Linked DNA regions of Homo sapiens: region 2 is linked to region 1. A link is an interaction called in ENCODE POLR2A ChIA-PET data of the cell type or tissue named here. Cell type or tissue: MCF 10A. All regions are shown on one strand. Each heading gives the region's core, and the rest is flanking DNA. Links, peaks and the distances in the headings are about the cores only.

Evidence for each region. ChIA-PET counts read pairs that join two places held together with the same protein. Peaks named below come from ENCODE experiments on the same cell type or tissue, not always from the same donor. Only the 100,000 strongest peaks of a DNase experiment are listed, where the experiment ranks them.
Region 2: POLR2A ChIA-PET joins it to region 1 with 8 read pairs; 3 of 35 experiments call an interaction of 5 or more read pairs at or near these places.

What each region holds. Positions count from the first base shown.
Region 1 is chr1:209,836,898-209,844,193 of GRCh38, reverse strand. It overlaps UTP25 (UTP25 small subunit processome component), which reads right to left. Exons shown (of 12, transcript NM_014388.7): 6 at 6,983-7,296; 7 at 5,066-5,285; 8 at 3,139-3,341; 9 at 1,747-1,929; 10 at 1,499-1,611; 11 at 498-743. Among named protein-coding and RNA genes, the nearest start is that of UTP25, 13 kb to the right of the region's middle. RefSeq lists an enhancer at 4,096-4,390. In MCF 10A, for the core only: no CTCF peak of the experiment used is centred there; DNase peaks (open chromatin) are centred at 4,133 and 5,443.
Region 2 is chr1:209,985,455-209,992,750 of GRCh38, reverse strand. The region is part of intron 2 of SYT14 (synaptotagmin 14); the gene reads right to left. Among named protein-coding and RNA genes, the nearest start is that of SYT14, 51 kb to the right of the region's middle. In MCF 10A, for the core only: a CTCF peak has its summit at 2,976 (motif pointing right); no DNase peak of the experiment used is centred there.

The DNA.
Region 1 (7,296 bases), core at 1,412-6,411:
CTCCTTGGTAGGGAGTATCTGTGCATACCTCAGGAACACCGCAACTGTCTGGAAACTGACACTGTACTCAGCCTCCATCTCCCCAGAAAACACAGTTCTCAATGCTTTTGTCTGTGCACTGAGGGCAAACAGAGGGAAAAAGTCTAGACAGGGACAACTCAAGTGAATACAGGGAAGGTCCCTCCCCTTCCTTGTATTCATTTGAGTTGTCCTGTAATGTCCTTCTTGCAGTGTATAACCACAGCTACATGCCAGGTCTATAGACAGGGTATGCTTTGGTTTCTACATCCTTCTTCAGCAATGCCCATTTTGGGAGAAAACCAACTAACCAACCAAGAAGAGTCTGTCCAAACCAAAAACTCTCTGGCTACTTTGTAAGAGTGCGAGAGTGAGGGATGATCTCAACACCACGAAGCCTGCCATGCATTCAGAGCAGGCCATGATTTGTCCTGCACCTCCCCTTCAGAGAGGAGGCTTGAAACCTGGCACCACTTTACCTTTTGTAGAAATGGAAGCGCTCTGTGAAAAGTAGAAACTGTTTCTCTCCTTGAAGGAAGAAGTGTCTGGCCCTGGAGACACCAGACTTCTGCGTGTACTCGCAGATGTGGGTAAAATTCAATTCCTCCTTCTTGAAGTAATTTCGAAGACGCACGAAGTCAAAGTAGGAGGGGATATAGATGAGCGTGTGAGACATGACTGCATCACGATACTGTGGCAAAATCTTGTTCACAAAAAAGTTAAACCTGATTTGGAATGGCAAAGGGCAAAATTAATGTCTAGAGCTAAGCTTATGGTGTCTCTTAACTGTGTGACCCTGAGCAAATTACAATCTCGTGTTAAAAGATTACCTCCCCAGAGGCCAATATGATTTACCTCCTCTCAAAGAGATTATGTAAGGATAAAACTTGATAAGCACACTAAAAAAATAAGTGTCAACACTATTCATTGTAAAAAACAGATGTAATACCATTATATCCCAGAGAATTACTCTAGGAAGTACACACCACACTATTCAGTCAGTCAGTCAGTCACTCAGTCACTCAGTCCAACAGTCAACAAATAATCACTGAACATCTACCATATACTAAGCCTCACTAAGCTTCTTTGGGGTCCCCTAACTAAACACAATGAAGAAAAAGGGGGAAATTATACAATTAGAAAAATAGTTCTTTCCCTGAGGGGCTTACAATTAACTTGCTGACATGAGACACTTTGTAGCATAAAGCTGTATAATTTTAAAATGCCACAGTCAAGAGTGAAAGAGTCCTGATTTATAGTAATAACCCTGCTACTAACTAGTTATGAGACCTAGGCCAAAGTCACTATTTCTCTCTGTGCTTCAGTTTCCTCCTCTGACAAATGACATAATTAAGTTCAATTATCTCAACTGATTTGGTAGTTATCAATAAAAGCAAAATGGAATCCAATTCTAGGTTTGTATGCCCAAGTCAAATCTCTCTATGTGGTCCCCAGGGGCCTGCTGGGAGGAGTGGGTTACCTGGCATCAATCACTGAAGCTAGGTTTTCAGCTTCCATCCTCTGGAAGACATGTGGGAGCTGCACCAGGACATGACTGATAGAGCCTGTCATTGGGACATTCCTCACGGCCACCTGCCAGTAGTCAACAAGAGCGTTAGGTGGACAGCCATCCCCTTCTTGACCAGAAGCTATCGCCTCCTTCTACCTCAGGACCCAAACAATAAACAGTGCTCATGAAGATACTGAGGAAACAAGACGAGAACCCACCTGGCCTTGCATGTTGACACAGTACTTGTTGAACACTGAGTTGATCTGGGCATCCTGAAGGGCCCCAAATAGCAGTGTCTGGCGATAGTACTTGGACCAATTATTGAGGCTCCACATCCGCACTCGAGAAAAGTCTACCCCATGTGAGTCCAGGGGTAGTAGGTTCATGTGATTCATCAAATGCTTTGAGTGGAAATAATATTACCATTAGTGTTGACTGAGAGCATTTACATGTTGGACATTGCTAAACATTTTCCGAGTCTATCAACTCATGTACTATCATCTCCTAAATTATAACAAGAAAACTGAGGCTCACATGGGTGAGTGACTTGCCCATGGTCAGCCAAACATCCCCAATGAGGAGATAAGCTAAAACTGGCCCTCCTGGAATTTTAACAAATGATCAAAATGGTACCTACAGGAATGTTCCTTTAAAATGAACTTCTGAAATGCCACACTGGTCTCTCTATGGGTCCCTAAGTCCCAGACTTGGACAAGAAGGGAAATGCCATGGAAAACAGAGCTGCTGTCCCTCAATTACCTGGTTCTCAAAACATTAGGAATAGTTGCAGTGTCACCCTGTCTTTTCCTCAAATCTAAGAATATAACTCGACTATGCCAAATGCCTTTTCCATTTTAATTATATTTTTACCTTGTAATAGATATTGAAGGGTAATGAGTACAATAAATTTATTTCCTACTTTAGAAGTAAGTTCTACCCTTCATTTGTCCCAAACTTCCTGCAAGCTTCAAGACATGGGGTTGTAGAAGGGGTGAGTTCCCATATGCCTTAGAAAAATAAACCTATAGTTCCTAAATAAGGATTGTTCCAAAGCAGTTTTTCAGTCCTAAAACTGATAACACTGCAGAGTGTGTGGAGAAGGAGAAAAAAATTACAGTACAAATTACATCGGGTAATAAAGACATCCTATATTTCTCTACAAAACAAGATCCCACCTTAAAAAATCTTGAGCAGGGTATTCCCATCTTCACCAAAGACCAAACAAAACAGCATAAGCAAAAACCACATGTGGGATTATGTTAGGTAAAGATGTTCCTGGTGAGGACCCATCCATCCATCAACCTATCCCATCCACCCATCCACCCACCCTAAAGTTAGTAGAAAGAAATTTTAAGGGAAAGAAATCTTTTCTGGAGATTTGAAAATGACTGACAGGAATTTTAATCTGTAGACAGTTTAATTATGGACAATCTCTGGGTAGAAAAGGGGACAAAAGACTTTTTCAAATTAGAAAATGTGGAGTGTGTGTCCTTGCTTCCAAACAAGAGTTCTAATCTGGACTTAAATAATTCTTTAGGACTTAAACCACTGGGTGTCTTATCCCTCTAAATATGAATACTGTCCCACTGAATGTGAATGGCCAGCATTACCAGGACATGCTCCCAGTTCTGCATCAGGTAAATGTCAGCTTGATCAATGATGAGAAGCTCGATAGAAGACAGAAAGTCAAAATCTCTCTTCTTCTCTCCTTCTCCACCAATGATGGTCCTCAAGCCCAGGGGGGAAGCAATGAGGATATCCGAGGAGTAAAACGGGGCATAGAGTCGGATGCTTCTCTGAAGTATTGCCACTCCTACACAAAACAGCCAAGTACACACCAATTCATTAGTCACTACCAAGCCATTACCTTCCACCCTCTCAAAGCAGTCCACCACTTCTATTGCTTCCACATCTCTTTTGTTCCTCTTAGCATGTAACTGTGCTCAACTGCTTTAATTATTAAAACATAAGAACAAGAGAAATCTCTCCCTTGCATCTATAGTCCCTTCTAGCTTCTACCTTCTCTTCCTTTCCGTCACTATCAAACTGCTCCAGAGAATTCTCTCTACTTTCAAATCTCTCCTTCACTTCTCACTCCACTGCAATCCGGCCTCTGATTCTCAGGACTCCAGAGAAATGACTCTTGCTAAGGTCCCCACAGTCCTCAGTCACCAACAGGATGAACACTTTTGAGAGCTTCTTATGAGGAAAGTACAAACGGCACAGAATGTACTAACAGCTGCCTTGCAATGCTCTTTTCCTTGCTAATAGTTTCCATGACTTCAACTCTCACTTTTGCTTCTATCACTGACCTGGCCCTTGTCTGTCCTTCCAGATCCAAATAACTCTTCTGCAAACTGGTGGATTCACTTGTCAGCTCTGCTCTCGTGCTGCATAAAGCTTTGGGTTAACTGACTCACTGATCATGGCTTTAATGTCACCTTCACACAAATGTGTATTTCCAGCCCATATCTTTTTCCTGAGCTCCAGAACAATATACCAACTGCTTCCTGGACAGCTATATATGTTCCAAACAAAACACGAGCTCTTGTCTCCTTATGCCTTACATTCCACCATACCGAAGCCTGTGTGAATCATAGGTCATTCCAAGCTTAGTCACCCTGATGCCTCTGCAACAGGCAGTTTCCTGTCTGAAATGTTTTCCTCCACTCAGCCACCTCCCTTTGAAACTGGCTGAATCCTACACAGGTTTCCACCTAGTACAGATGACACCTCCACCACGACATCTTCCCTAACCACCCTGCCCCCATTTTGGGTAAGGGGGTTTGCTTTAAATGCTCCGAGAACAACCGTTGCACACATATCCTGCACTGCCTGCTCTGTCGTAGGCTGGATTTCCTTAGCAATGGGAACTATAACTTTTATTTCTATATTTATCTGTAGATTCCCAGCTTCTTAACAGTGCCTGGCACACTGTAGATACTCAATAAGTATTTGTGAATGAGCATATGTGACTAATGAACATTTCCCCAAGAACTTTACTCTATAAAAGGTATAACCAACCAAAGTCAATGGGAGCTGAATGAGAGACAAGCAAAAATGTGAAAATTTGGGTGGAAGTCATGTGTGGAGATTATTCAGGGTAGGCATCTATGTAGCACACAGGAGAAAGTCCACCTTTATGTAGAGACAGTCATTTTATTCAGCCTCCCCAGAATGACCCCATCAGCCCCATCACTTCCAACATCCTAGAGAACCCCTTGTAGCATCTATCTGCTACCAGCTATGGGTGTGCTTTCACACTTCTGTTATAAACTTGCTATAAATTTCTGTTATAAATGTACATGTGCCTTTCATATATGGCCTCAGAGATCCTCCCGACTCCACTGGCCTAATGTCCACCCCATTAGCCAAGGCAAGACTCTCCCATGGCAAACAACATGTCTCAAAGGCACACTGGTTCTGTTAAAGAGGCACAGTGAGTGATCCACTGGGAAAATATCTAATTCCAGCTTCTGGTCTCCAGCTATGTAGACCTTCACACTTTAGGTCTCAAAGTTGATAAGGAAGAATTACCAATCCTGAAGTGGTCATCAATATTGCCCACAAATACGGCTTCATAATCCTCAGGCCTCTTCAAGTTGGGTGGTCTCTCCTCGGGATCTGATCCATATTCTCCCTGAAACCTCTTTTTGTTGCTCACAATGATTTTCTTCTTGCTGTCACCCTCGAGGAGGCTGATGAAGAGCTGCACCACCCGCAAAGCAGCTTCCCGGAATGGCACCACTATCAGTACCTGTGCAGACAGCAACAGCAGCCTTAGTGGGGTAAGAGGAAGGAACAGGATCTTGAGGTGAAACTGCTGAGGAAGTGGAGCTAAAAAGCTCCATGTAGAGCAGTGGCCCCCAGCCAAGAAACATACCTATGTTACCCGCTTTGCGCAGGGCTTGGCTCAACACCAGAAACTGAGCACCTTTCATAACCCCAGCACCATGACCTGCGGACTTCAGACCCATCAGTCCACGTGAGACATTTCTCAAGCAGAATTTGGAAATACCTTTTACAATAAGCCAATGCCTCTAACAGATACGTCTACCAGTAAAAACTCAAGGACATAAACACATGAGCTCTTTGAGGGAAAGATTTCTGTGTCTCCCACAGAATTAGTGCAATATTTTTATCCTAAAGACACAGTGAATAAATACATGTCGAATAAATAAATGGAACAAGTAGAGAAGAAATAAAGCGGGTAAGAAAAAGGATTAACACATCATTACATTTCTAGTGCATTCTCTATACAGTGTTTCAGAAATGACAATAAAGCATTTCTAAAAAAAAATGACCACAATTAATGGGAAAAACAGGACTCAGCTTTCTAAGCATATTCAAAAATATTTAAAGTTACTGTTGAGAATAAAAACCGAAGATGCTTAAAAAATGGTTAATTTCTAATTTCCTATTGTAAACAATGGACATAACCCCAGTTAAATCACGTAATTCACCAAATTATAATATGTTTCATAGATAATCTGCCTCTTATTCTTCTATGTAATTCTAAATGGAAACAACCTTATAACCCTGATGTTCAAGCCCCAAGGAGTGCAGTGGACTCAGCTTGGTACAGTTGCAGAGATGGTGGACCAAGATTTAAGAGGACTGGGTTATTGTTCCAGCGGTGACAGTAAGCGTCGGGGCTTTGGTTTCCCCCGCTATTACACAAGGGAGTTTGACTAAGAAATCTCTAAAGGCCACATTAGTATCAAATTTCTAGAATCCTATTAAACTCAATGAGAAAATTCTAAAAAGATGAGGCTTCTTCAATACGGAGAGATGCAGTTCAGGGCAGGGGGACAAGTCCTGGTTCTATAACATCATGAATAATGTAGATAAAATTGAAAGCCATTTCCTGTTAAGGCCTCAAATCCACTAGAGCTTAGACTTATGAATACAAACGCATCACTTTAAGCAGCAATAACTTTACAGTGGCAAATGTAAATTTTTGCTTTCAAAGGCTGACGTATGTATGTGGCTTAGTGAAGAGAATCTATGGTTCTTGTCTCATCTCTGCTATTCTTTCCCTGGTTCTCTTTAGCAAGGCCCTCTATGAATTTCTACGAATTTGGGGTTGTCCACAGCTGTAATATGGAGGGATTGGATAAAAGGCTCATTAAGGTCCCATCCAGCTTTGACAACCACAAAGAAGAGATTTATAATGGAGTTTTATTTATATACTCTGGGTTTATCTTTAAGGAAAGTGTCATGAAGTGCCTCCTTCTCGCAAGTTTCCAGCTACATCCACTGTCAGAAACAGCCCACTAAGCTGCTGCAGTGCTGCTCTGACACTACCTGGCCTACTTAATATGCTCACATTTGGGCTCATTCATTATGCCAGTCAATTATTAAAATACCCAAGTTCCTGCTAAGTGTCAGGCACCTCTATGGCAGTGCCTTGCAGCCACCTCCTCGAGAGCAAAGCTTTCCTGCTGGACTCACCTTGGGCCTTGTTAACCCTTGGTCTCTGAAGTCATCATCATCACCCACTCCAAACTTCTGGCTTCGGCGTCTGCTATTGTTGCCAAGCACCTGGGCATTGGCTTTGAGGATGTGATTTATCACATGCAGGCAATACACATGGCGGATCTCTTCCCCGTTCTTCAGAGCAGTCCTTTCCGGGTAGAACAGGTCCCGGTAAGAATTCATAATTAAGAAGAGTTCTTTCTGGAGGGGGGTGAATGGGCTGCTTGATTTTTGGGGACCAGATAGGAACTGGCTGTTGGTCTTAGTCCAGGTGGATTCCAGAGGCTTCT
Region 2 (7,296 bases), core at 918-5,917, 150 kb before region 1:
TAGTAGGCCATCTTGTCCCCCCTTCAGTTTTCTTAAGCAAGCATGGTTTACATTTGCCTTTTATTTATTTGTTTTTTATAAATTCAGGGGGTTTAAGTGCCATTTTGTTACAAAGATATATTGCATAGTGGTGTTTTTAGCGTAGCCATCACCAGAATAAGTATACACTGTACCCATTAAGTAATTTCCCATCCCTCATCCTTCTCTCACACTTCCATCCTACTGAGTTGCCAATGTCTATTACTACATTTTCTATGTCCATGTGTACACATTATTTATCTCCCACTTACCCATGAGAACATGCAGCATCTGACTTTCTGTTTTTTAGTTATTTCACTTAAAATAATGGCCTCCAGTTCCCTCCATGTTGCTGCAAAAGACAAGATTTCATTCTTTTTTATAGTTGAGTAGTATTCCATGGTTATATAAACCACATTTTTTAGCCAGGTGTGGTGGTGTGCATCTGTAGTCCTAGCTACTTGGGAGGCTGAGGCAGGAGGATTACTTGAACCCAGGAGTTCAAGGATGAGTGAGCTATGATCGTGCCGCTGCACTCCAGCCTGGGTGACAGAGCAAGACCCTGTCTCAAGCAAAAACAACAACAACAAAAAAAAATTTTCTTTATCCAGTCATCTATTGGTAGACACTTAGGTTGATTCCATATCTTTGCCATTGTGAATAGTGCTGCAATAAACATACAGGTGCAGGTATCTTTTTGATATAATGATTTATTTTCCCTTGAGCCTATACTAAGTAATGAGATTGCTAGGTCAAATGGTAGTTCTGTTTAAATTATTTGAGAAATCTGCAAACTGCTTTCTACAGTGGCTTAACAAATTTACATTCCCACCAACAGCGTATGTTTCCATTTCTCTGCATCCCCGTCAATATCTGTTATTTGACTTTTTTTTTTTTTTTCTCGAGACGGAGTCTCGCTTTATCGCCCAGGCTGGAGTGCAGTGGTGTGATCTTGGCTCTCTGCAGCCTCTGCCTCCTAGGTTCAAGCGATTCTCATGCCTTAGCCTCCCGAGTAGCTGGGACCACAGGCACACACCACCACGCCCAGCTAATTTCTGTATTTTCAGTAGAGATGGGGTTTCACTATATTGGCCAGGTTAGATGTTATTTGACTTTTTAATAACAGCTATTCTGATTGGTGTAAGACGGTATCTCCTTGTGGTTTTAATTTGCATTTCTCTGATGATTAGTGATGTTGAGCATTTTTTCATATGCTTCTTGGCCATATGTATGTCTTCCTTTGCAAAATGTCTGTGCATTTCCGTTGCTCACTTTTTAATGGGGTTATTTGAGGGATTTTGGTTGAGTTGTTTGCATTCCTTGTAGATTCTGGACATTGGACCTTTATCAGATGCAAAGTTGGCTAGTATTTTCCCCCATTCTGCAGGTTGTCTGTTCACTGTGTTGATTATTTCTTTTACTGTGCAGAAGCTTTTCAGTTTATATAGCCCCATTTGTCTACTTTTGTTTTTGTTGCATTTGCTTTTGAAGGTCTCAGTCATGAATTCTTGGTCTAGGCCAATGTCTGGAGGAGTTTTTCCTAGATTTTCTTCTACACTTTTTGCAGCTTCAGGACTTACATTTAAGGCTTTAATCCATCTTGAGTTATTTTTTGTATGTGGTGAGAGTTAGGAGTCCAGTTTCATTCTGCATATGGCAATCCAATTTTCCTAGCGCCACTTACTGAATAGGGTGTCCTTTCCCCAGTGTATAATTTTGTTGACTTTATCAAAGATCAGTTTGCTGTAAGTGTGGGGCTTTATTTCTGGGTTCTCTATTCTATTCTACTAATCTGCGACTATTTTTATACCATGCTATTTTGGTTACTAACACCTTGCAGTATAATTTGAAGTCAGGTAAAGTGATACCTCCAACTTTGTAATAATACCAATCTGACAAAGCTTTTTCTAACGAGGAAATGACAAGAATGTGAAAGAAACAATGATTACTCTGTATTTACTAATTTTTTAAATTTTTTATGGGTATATATATAAGTGTATATATTTATGGAGTACATTAGTTATTTTGATACAGGCATACAATGTGTAATAATCACATCAGGGTAAATGGCATACTGCTAAATTTTTGATAAATAACAAGTATTATCATATGATAAGAAAAAGCAACACACTTTATTTCATTAAAACAAGAAATATACATACATATATATACGTATATATATACATATATATACGTATATATATATATGTGAAATATTCCTTCATCCTTAAAAATGGAATTTAGGACAACTGCCAAAATGACATCTGAGGAACACTAGATCAACAGATATTAAGATGTGAGATTTTTAAAAAGGAAGGTGGGGGCGTTCCATGATGAAACGTATTCAGGAAATATTGGGCTAAATAAAGTTGAGAAGTTTTTCAGTGCAGGACTTCTAGAGCCATTGATATGCTAATTTTCTAAACTTAGCCATCTCCATCACAGACTGAGTGGCTCTAGAGAAGCCCTAACAATCTGGAACAGCATTTAAAAATCACCAATCTAATACAATATTCTAACATTTTTTATATATTTTGTAAAATGTACAAAAACAGATGAAAGGTGGAGGGAAAATGAATTCTGTTTACAATAAAGCTGAGGTTCTATAAGGCATAATTTATAACTACATATTGGGTCCAGTTTGAAGGAACCAGAAGTAAAAGATAGCAAACAGGAGGTCTGTAATTTTTACTTGTTTATTAAAATTGATTTATATGCTAATTTTATATTGAATATACTTTAAATTGTGCTAACTGCAAGTACATGGCTTTAAACGTGATGAAAAGTCAGACCAATATATAGCTGAATTTTAAAAAGTATAAATTGAAATGAAAATATAAATATATCTTAGAGTTTAAATAAAAACGACGCCTTGGACATCTAAAGCAACAATAATTTCACAGTAAAATTTCATATATACACACTAGGCAAAGCACTGAAGTATTTACTAAATATATTTTCATATTAGCCATTAGATGGCACCATATATCTACTAGTTAACATAACTATACTATAATTCCCCTGACATGCTCAAAAAGTAATATAAAATATATTTAACTTCTACGTAAATATAATACACATTATCTTTTATCACTGTTAACTTTAAGCTTTAAAGGAAGAAAGATGATATAAGCAACTACATTTATATCACCATTTCTGGAATGTTAAAACTTAATAAGTAATCTCATTCAGAAATCAAATGAAATGTTCTAAGACAATGATTCAAAGGCTGAAGAGCAGACAGCTAGAGAATGCCTTTCCTTAAGGTAAATGTAAGATAAAACTAATTCTCTACCTTAATAAATTTTGTTTTTACTTTTTATTCATAAACCTACATTGTCCAATTTCCAATTCTTCTAAATAATCAAATTTCTGTCTCCTCTTAAATTTCACCATATCTTGTTCTCTAATCCAGGACTCTCAGTTCCTGTGTAATTTCCCAGTCTCTCCTGAAATCGCTGCTGCAGATTTTTATATAGTCTATTTAAATACCAAAAATGACCCCATTCTAATAATCACATTTTCTACTTCCAGTTAAGATAAAATAACATGGACAGATTTCTCCCACCACCTGAAAACACTAAAACAAGACAGAGCGTATGAAACAATGGCACTCAAGACACTGAAGATGGGCAATAAAGGAGTGATCATTCAGAGGAAGAAAAAAAATGAGATCATCTGTATGACTATGATTTTCCAAGCTTACTACCTGGAGAAAGGGGACAGTGCGGTCACTGTACAGTCAGGTGAGTGTTGAGGAGATAAACCTGGGAGTATGAAGAAGCCAAGTGTGCTCAAGTTCATGTGGCTGAGTCCCGGAATAAAAAGCTGTGTAGACAGAGAACTCCAGACACCTGCACTGAGTCACTCCTAAGATACAGTTCAGTACTTCTTAGCACATACATGTAAGGAAACAATCAGAGGCTGGGAAAAAAACTGCCTAAGAGGATTAGAGGGAAGACATGCCAAATCTTACACAGAGCATGAAATGGGGACTATTCTGAAGATCCAGAATTTTAAAATCTCAAACCTTATGAGCCACTGATTAGACTGACATATGAAGGATTTTGCTTCAGAAAATTAATCTTACACTAAATGCAGGTTTTGCCCCTCCTAACAAAGGTGAAAAGCAAGACTGAAAGGAAAGTCTCAGGTAATTTAACCTATCTCAGAATAAAGCTCAAGAACTAATCACGATTAGATCTAACACTCAACAAGGGAAACTTCACAATGTTTGGCATCCAATAAAGAAATTATCAGGTATGCAAAGAAGCAAAATGAAAAAAACCTAGCAGAAAAATTAATCAATCGAAACTGACTCAGAAAATTGATAAAATTAGGAGACAGGGACACTAACAATTATGATGATATATTCCATGGGTTTGAAGAACCAGAGGAATGATCGAATGTGGTAAGAGGAGATACGGAACTTTTCTTAAAAGCCTAAATCAAACTTCCAAAGGTAAAAACTAAAATGTCTTAGATAAAAATACACTGAAAGAGACTGACAGCACATCAGATATTACAAAAGAAAATGTTAATGAACCTGAAGACATATCAACAGAAAGCATAAACACAACAGAAAGACTAAAAAAATGCAAATAATCAGTAAATTGTGGAACAACTTCAAGTAGATAAATACATGTGTAATTGAAGTCCCCACAAAAGAGATGAGAAAAGAAGAAATCAAGAAAACATTTGAAGAAGTGATGGTCAAAATTGTTCCAAATTTAATGAAAACTATCACCAAAAGCAGCTCAGTAAATTCAATGTACAAGAAAAAAACGAAGAAAACTACACAAAGGAACATTATATTCAAATGGATTAAAGTTGTAAAGATAAAAACAGAAGTAGTCAGAAAAATTACACATTATCTACAAAAGAAAAGAGGTAAGGCTGACAAGAGATTCATCAGAAATAATAAAAGATAGAACAAGTGGCACACTATCTTTAAAGTATTGAAAGAATAAAAGCCGCTAATCTAGAAGTCCTTGCCAGTTAAATGATCTTTGAAAAGCAAAAGGTGAAATTTTGTAAAACAACACAACACAACTTTGAGTCACACAAAAGGATATAGTTTGGATATTTGTCTCCACCCAAATCTCATATTGAAATGTAATTACCAGTGTTGGAGGTGAGACCTAGTGGGAGGTGTTTGGATCATGGGGGAAGATCCTTTACAGCTTGGTGCTGTCCTTACAGTAGTGAGTACTCACAAGATCTGATTGTTTAAGTGTGTAGCACCTCACCCACATTCTCTCTTGCTCCTGTTTTCACCATGTGAAGTGCTTGCTCCCACTTCATGTCCCACTATTAGTAAAAGCTTCCTGAGGCCTCTACAGAAGCTGAACAGATGCCAGCGCCATGCTTGCACAGCCTACAAAACTTTAAGCCAATTAAACCTCTTTATAAATTATCCAGTCTCAGGTATTTCTTTATAGCAACACAAGAATTGCCTAATATAGAAAACTGGTACCAAGGAGTGGGGCTCTGCTATAAAGATATCTGAAAATGTGAAAGCAACTTTGGAAGTGGGTAACAGGCAGAGGTTAGAATAGTCTGGAGGGCTCAGAAGAAGACAGGAAGATGAGGGAAAGTTTGGAACTGCTTAGAGATGAGTTAAATGGTTGTGACCAAAATGATGATGTTGATATGGACAATCAAGTCCAGGCTGCTGAGTTCTCAGATGGAAATGACAAACACACTGGGAACTGGAGCAAAGGTAACTCATATTATGCCTTAACAAAGAGCTTGGTTGCATTGTGTTCATGTCCTAGGGATCTGTGTAAGTTTGAAAATGAAAGATAATTGGGTCGGGTATGGTGGCTCATGCCTGTAATCCCAGCACTTTGGGAGGCTGAGGTGGGCGGATCACAAGGTCAGGAGTTCAAGACCAGCCTGACCAATATGGTGAAACTCTGTCTCTACAAAAAATACAAAAATTAGCCGGGCATGGTGGCGCATGCCTGTAATTCCAGCTACTCAGAAGGCTGAGGCAGGGGAATTGCTTGAACCCGGGAGGCAGAGGTTGCACTGGGCGACAGAGTGAGACTCCGTCTCAAAAAAGAAAAAAAGAAAGATGATTTAAGGTATCTGGCGGAAGAAATTTTTTTTTTTTTTGAGACGGAGTCTCATGCTATCACCCAGGCTGGAGTGCAATGGCGCAATCTTGGCTCACTGCAAGCTCCACCTCCTGGGTTCACGCCATTCTCCTGCCTCAGCCTCCTGAGTAGCTGGGACTATAGGCGCCCGCCACCTCGCCCGGCTAATTTTTTTTAAATTATTATTTTTAGTAGAGGCAGGGTTTCAGCATGTTAGCCAGGATGGTCTCGATCTCCTGACCTCATGATCCACCTGCCTTGGCCTCCCAAAGTGCTAGGACTACAGGCATGAGCCACCGCGCCCAGCCCCTGGCAGAAGAAATTTCTAAGTGGCAAAGCATTCAGGATGTGGCCTGGCTGCTTCTAACAGCCTATGTTCAGATGTGGGAACAAAGAAATTACTAACATAGGAACTTACATTTAAAAGGGAAGCAGAGCATAAAAGTTTGGAAAATTTGCAGCCTGGGCTTGTGGTAGAAAAGAAAGGCCCAATTTCAAGGCAGGAATTTAAGCAGGCTGCGGAGCAACCACTTCCTAGAGAAATTTGCAAAATTAAAAAGGAGCCAAGTACTAATACCCAATACTATGGGAGAAAGGTCTCAGAGACCTTCATGGCAGCCCTTCCAACCAAAGGTCTTGAAGCCTAGGAGAACTGAATGGTTTTGTGGGCCAGGCCTAGGGTCCTGCTGCCCTGCACAGCCTTGGGAAATTGCTCCTGTATCCCGGCCACTCTGGCTCCAGCCTCAGCTCAAAAAGGCCCAGGTATACCTTGGGCTGCTGCTTCAGAGAGTGCAAGCTGTAAGCCTTGGAGGCTTCCATGTAGTGTTAAGCCTGTAGGCACTTGGAGTGCAAGAGTAGTGGAAGCTTGGCAGCCTCTGCCTAGATTTCAAAGATGTTTAGAAAAGCCTGAGTGTCTAGGAAGAAGATTGCTGCAGGGATTAAGGCCTCACAGAAAACCTCTACTAGAGCAGTGCAGAGGGAAAATGTGAGGATGGAGGCCCCACACAGAGTCCCCACTGGGACACTCCTAGTGGAGCTGTGGAAAAAGGGCAGCTGTTCTCCAGACTCCAGAGTGGCAGATCCACCAGCAGCTTTCACTGTACACCTGGAAAAGCCACAAGCACTCAACTCCATCCTGGAAGAACAGATGTGGGGGCTGACCCCCTAAAAAGCCACA